Linked DNA regions of Homo sapiens: region 1 is linked to region 2. Evidence: chromatin loops called from intact Hi-C (ENCODE). Cell type or tissue: PC-3. All regions are shown on one strand. Links, peaks and the distances in the headings refer to the core of each region. The heading gives the core; the rest is flanking DNA.

Region 1 (2,927 bases), core at 335-2,834, 120 kb after region 2:
TGAGTAGTTAGAAAGACAATGTGAGCCAGAAATAGAACTATAAATAGTATGCAATCTTGGGTATCTGCTTTATGTGTTGTTTAGAAAGTGTTAAGTGGTTAGACATGAAAGATCAAATGAACTATTCCAGCCTGGAGTATTGTAAGAAATAAAAACTACTAAACTGTCAGATAGAAGAGGTTCAATATTTGTTCTCATACACATAATTTGTCTCTAGCTTGGGTAAGTCCCTTTCTCTTTAGGCCTGTTTCCTCATCTGTAAAATAGGGGCAGTAATTATCTATCTCATGCACCAAGACACTATGTGCATCTATACAACTGTGAGGGCACCATCCACGTCAACTATGAGCAATGCAGGACTACTGTGTGATCTATGGCCTGAGAAGGGAAGGGTCTTTATTGCACTAGAAAAGTCTGTGTAAGTACATTACATTTTTAGTTTGCATGACCTTAAGCCATATACTGTCATTTGTTATGAGTTTCCTTATGATTAAAATTAAGGTGTTGGACTTCACGATTTCTTAAGGTCTTGTTCAATTCTAATATTTAAAAGTATTACAGTTTATTCACACATTCGACTAAAATTCAAGTAGGACCTAAGACAAGTGCAGAAAATTAAAAAATAGTTGAAATATGTTCCTTTCCTTTAAGAGTTCCCATTTGGGTGGACTTTATGCTAACTATATAAAGTCCTTCTAGGTAAGACATTTCATGCTTTTTAACTGTATTTTCTTAGGCCCTGATATGCAAGTGCAATTATCAAATTATAGCATTGTAAAACATTAAGCTAATAAGACTAAACAATTGCAAATTTTAAATGACATTTAAAATTAGGCAAAATCTTATCTTTAGACAAATAAAATTGCAGTTGATCCTTCAACAACATAGGTAACATAGGTTTGAAATGCATGGGTCCACTTATACACAGATTGTTTTCAATCAAATGCAGATGTGGGACTTGAGTATGTAAGGATTTTGGTACACATAAGGTCCTGAAACCAATCCATGAAATATAGTGAAAAGTAACTGCATTTGGAATGTCTTTGGATTATTTTAATATGAAATACTGAACTGGAATTCAGAACAACCAACTCTAGTCCTGGATTAACTGCTAGTCACTTGAGAGCTTAAGTCATTTGGTCTCTCAGAGTATCAGCTCCCAGATTTGTATCATAATCCTGAAGGATACAATCCCAAATGCCATAATCCTGAATGTTGAAATTCTGAAAGATCAAAGTCCCCCAAAATACAAATCCCTAAATTCTAAAATCCCTAACATCTAAAATCTTGAAAATCACAATCACAGGATAATTTGCCTCATGTCAGTCCAGCTCTTATGGATTATCCCTATGCAATTGCCCATAATCTATTCCTGTAATACACATTCTCATGTCAAATTTTCTTTGCCGTTCGTTTAGTTTTCTTCACTATTTTCAAATTTCAGCATTATTTTTTTACAATTCACTATGCTATGTATTTCATCTTCACATCATTTCCAATACCGAAGGAATAAATTGTGTGGAGACCTTTAGAGAGTTCTAATTTGTTTTATGCATTTTTTGCAAATTTGACTCCATGAAAGTGCATTATCACAATATTGACTTTGTATATAAGCATTGTATGTGTATATAAAAATGTTGAAATTTCCTCAGTAAATGAAGAAATGCCCTTTTTGTACACGTACATTTGTGAAATATAAAATTTCTCAAGATCTCAGCTCTTTGGATGACTACGTACACAGTGGTGACCCATTGTAGTTTTTGATCTGTCTCATCAAACGACTTAGGTTGTTTGTCATGGTATTTCAGATGAACACATTATAAAGCTGGGTACACACAATTACCAACCACAGTGATGCATGTTTATACATTTCCCTTTTCACCTATTTCTTTATGCATATGATTCATCTGCTCATAACTGTTACAATGATGTGACTGTTGTTAGTATACTTAAGTGTTTATGCTTGCAAAAATACATATGTTATTATTGCCTATTTTATTGTTAAGATATCCTATGAAATGTTTTGTCATGTTTTTATGTTTCTCAAATGTCCTTTAAAATGTAGGGAAATATCTTTTAAATTTTTTAAAATTATTTTTTCCAGTATTATATTTCAATCTTTTGAGATTTCAACATTTGGGATTATGGTGTTTAGGATTGTATCTTTCAGGATTATGATCAGCTCCTTCAGTCTCCTTCCAATCAAATAAGAGATTGGGCCAACTAAGATTATCTCTGAGCTTAAAGCTTTAGGGATTCATATTTTAGTTAGTGCATTATCAAATTATTTAAAATAATTGCACTGCAAATACATACACTTTGGTATGTTTTGCATTTTACCAAATACAAGTGGTAGTATACATTTATACCAAAGATGACCAAACTCTTTCTGACATCTCATAAGACACCCCTAAGTCCCATAAATAGTTGATGATTCTTGCTAAACCAGATAAAGTTTGTAAAATGAAATTTACAGAAAGTTAAAATTATCATTGAACCAGTTCTTTCAAATTCCTTCATAATAATTTTGATTTAAGCTGCTGCTAAGAAGCTGAACTCACTGATTTAAATTTTGCTATGTGTTCTCACCTCCATTCACTGCTTTCTTACTAAATAAGTATTTTGCATCCATTTTATCTTTTAATTTCATCTTCGGTTAAGCAGATTGGCTGAAGCACAGAGTCTATGTAAGAGAGGAATACGAGACAGGACTGGATATAGAATCCTAACCCTGACACTTCCTAATAGTGTGTCCTCGGGTAAATGATTCAATATCCCCTAGTCTCAGTCTCTCTACCTGTAAAATTAGAATAATAACAGTCACTCCACAGAATTATTTTAAAAATTAAAAGTTATATACAGAGAATTTCAAGTACAATGTCTAAAATGTAGTAGGTATTCTAAAATGTATTTTCTTCTCACTGTAC
Region 2 (2,927 bases), core at 93-2,592:
CCTAGGCTAATAAAAGACTGAAATAATCTTTTGATGACTTTTTGCCTAAATTGTTGGTGATACTTTCTGTTTTGTTTTTCAGTCAAGAAAACTTTTCTTTTGAGCTATTATAGCTTTTAACAATTGAGTAAAGTATACTCCTATAAACAAAATTTGGGGCATATTTCTTTCTCTCTGCCTGATTTCTCTAAAATTTAAAAACTATTTGTGAGTATTCTTAACTTATGAAAATATAGTTATTTGGACAAGTGCAATAAGAATCTATATTCTTTTGTAACAGGACAAAATTGGAGGAGACACTGGTTATTTTACCAAGGCTTTGACTGGAATTGCTTGATTTCAAATATAAGCAGACTGCTTTAAGGAATCAAAGTTGACTTACAGAACCAATAAAAGACCCTTGGGCTGAGCTCAAAGCTTAAAAAGTTTAATCTAAGATTCTTGATGGAACTTCGTTCCATCAAAGCCAATTTTAAAAAGCGCCTATATGGCAAATAATTATTCTTGCTGCACTTTATAATCAGTCCAAGTTTAATAAGACCAAAACTTATTTTGCAAACTAACTGGTCATATCATGATTTGTCTGTGGTAAAAATGAGAGACTAGAGAGAGGAAAATTATGTTTCAAAAACTATGTTATACCTAGTATTAGATTCTACTCTCGTCTGTTGTTTTTGAGGGTTTTTGTTTTGTTTTTGTTTTCTGTCAATTTAGACTGCTTATTCCTGTGAACCAACCAGTGATCTCTGGCTGCTGCTCAGAGGAAACAAGAGGGATAAGTAGCATAAAATATTTAGATCAGTATTGTAATTCTGGATACATACTGGAATTGCCTGGTGATCCCACGTCAGCTTGGTTCCAACAATTTCCCAGTTCATGAAAAGCCTTCTTATTCAGTTTACTTGGGAAGATTTTACTTATTTTGCTTCACTGTTGTGGACTATATTGCTGTCGTACTCTTTGTACAGGAATGCAGGATAAGCTTATTCAGTGTTTTCTTAAATTGAACACTTATTTGTCTTCCAGATTTCACCTTTTGTTGGGATTCAAAGTTATGAATGGTCCTCACCATACTGATACTTTCTGACTGAGCTACTCTCTATCCTGAATACAAGAGACCCTAACATTAGGTAGGAATATCACTGCTCCTACTTCGCCTGAAGAACTTACAGAAGATAGATCTTCATCCTTCTACAACTCTTAGGATTAAGGATCCCCTTGTAAAAGAAAAGGGGGAAATATGTCAGAGGCTTTTGAACCAGAGCAACTCTATCTTGAATAGAAGCTGGGTAAAATGAGACTGAGACCTGCTGGACTGCATTTCCAGGAGCTTAGGCATTCTTAATCATAGGATATTTATGGTTAAGGGAGCAGGTTAATAATGTTTACTGAGCAAACCTAGGATTTAAGAGACCCAGGAAATATCCTGATGTTCTTCCAATGTTGTAAGAACAAAAGCATTCTTAGTTTAAGTTTCACTTTAAAGCTAATATAGATTCTTGTGGAAGCCAGTAGTTACACAAAGATTAACAATCCTTTGTCACAAGCCCTTGTAGATTTTTTTATCTTTGTTATCTTCTATATAAACAAGCATTGTACCTAAGGTTGATGCAATCCTCCTCTTGCTTTGGAGAATGGCCTACTATGTCTATGAAGTAGCCATTTCCTTTCTTTCTTTCTTTCTTTTTTTTTTTTTTTTTGAGATGGAGTCTTGCTCTGTCACCCAGGCTGGAGTGCAGTGGCACGATCTCAGCTCACTGCAAGCTCTGCCACCCGGGTTCATGCCATTCTCCTGCCTCAGCCTCCCCAGTAGCTGGGACTACAGGTGCACAACACCACGCCCAGCTAATTTTTTGTATCTTTAGTAGAGACGGGGTTTCACCGTGTTGGCCAGGATGGTTTCGATCTCCTGACCTCATGATCCGCCCGCCTCAGCTTCCCAAAGGGCTGGGATTACAGGCGCCCACATGCCATTTTATTTCTTTACTTTCTTAATAAACTTGCTTTCAGCTGGGCGTGGAGGCTCACGCCTGTAATCCCAGCACGTTGGGAGGCTCAGGCAGCCAGATCACAAGGTCAGGAGATTGAGACCATCCCGGCCAACATGGTGAAGCCCTGTCTCTACTAAAAATACAAAAAAATTAGCCGGGCGTGGTGGCAGGCGCCTGTAGTCCCAGCTACTCGGGAGGCTGCAGCAGGAGAATCGCTTGAACCCGGGAGGCAGACGTTGCAGTGAGCCAAGATCTTGCCACTCTACTCCAGCCTGGCGACAGAGTGAGACTCTGTCTTAAAAAACAAAAACAGCAACAACAAAAAAACTTGTTTTCTCTTTACTCAGTTGATTTGCCCCAAATTCTTTCTTCCACATGATCCGGGAACCCTCTCTTGGGGTCTGGATCAGGGTCCCTTTCCAGTAACACTAATTCTTGGAATCTGTAAATATTACTTTTTATGGCAAAGGCTTTGCAGATACGATTTAGTTAGAGATCTTGAGGTTGGGACATTATTCTGGACTATTTGAGTGGGCCCTAAACGCAGTCACAAGTATACTTATAAGAGGAAGACAAAGCCAGGCGCGTTGGCTCACGCCTGTAATCCCAGCACTTTGGGAGGCTGAGGCAGGCGGATCACGAGGTGAGGAGATTGAGACCATCCTGGTTAACACGGTGAACCCCTGTCTCTACTAAAAATACAAAAAACTAGCCGGGTATGGTGGCAGGTGCCTGTAGTCCCAGCTACTGGGTAGGCTGAGGCAGGAGAATGGCATGAACCCGGGAGGCGGAGCTTTCAGCAGTGAGCTGAAATCGCGCCACCGCATTCCAGCCTGGGTGACAGAGCGACACTCCGTCTCAAAAAAAAAAATAAAAATAAAAAAAAGGAAGACAGACGGAAATTAGAAAGCCAGAAGAGGAGAAAACACATGCACA

The links. Peaks named below come from ENCODE experiments on the same cell type or tissue, not always from the same donor. Only the 100,000 strongest peaks of a DNase experiment are listed, where the experiment ranks them.
Region 1: a loop joins it to region 2, with 5 times the contacts of the local background. A loop is called at or near these places in 1 of 110 quality-filtered maps.

The regions. Positions count from the first base shown.
Region 1 is chr1:49,467,210-49,470,136 of GRCh38, forward strand. The region is part of intron 3 of AGBL4 (AGBL carboxypeptidase 4); the gene reads right to left. It overlaps AGBL4-IT1 (AGBL4 intronic transcript 1), which reads right to left. Exons shown (of 4, transcript NR_046839.1): 2 at 2,590-2,797. Among named protein-coding and RNA genes, the nearest start is that of AGBL4-IT1, 3.4 kb to the right of the region's middle. In PC-3, for the core only: no CTCF peak of the experiment used is centred there; a DNase peak (open chromatin) is centred at 1,822; H3K27ac peaks cover 1,577 bases.
Region 2 is chr1:49,345,570-49,348,496 of GRCh38, forward strand. All of the region lies in intron 3 of AGBL4 (AGBL carboxypeptidase 4), which reads right to left. Among named protein-coding and RNA genes, the nearest start is that of AGBL4-AS1, 90 kb to the left of the region's middle. In PC-3, for the core only: no CTCF peak of the experiment used is centred there; a DNase peak (open chromatin) is centred at 1,382; H3K4me3 peaks cover 405 bases; H3K27ac peaks cover 2,500 bases.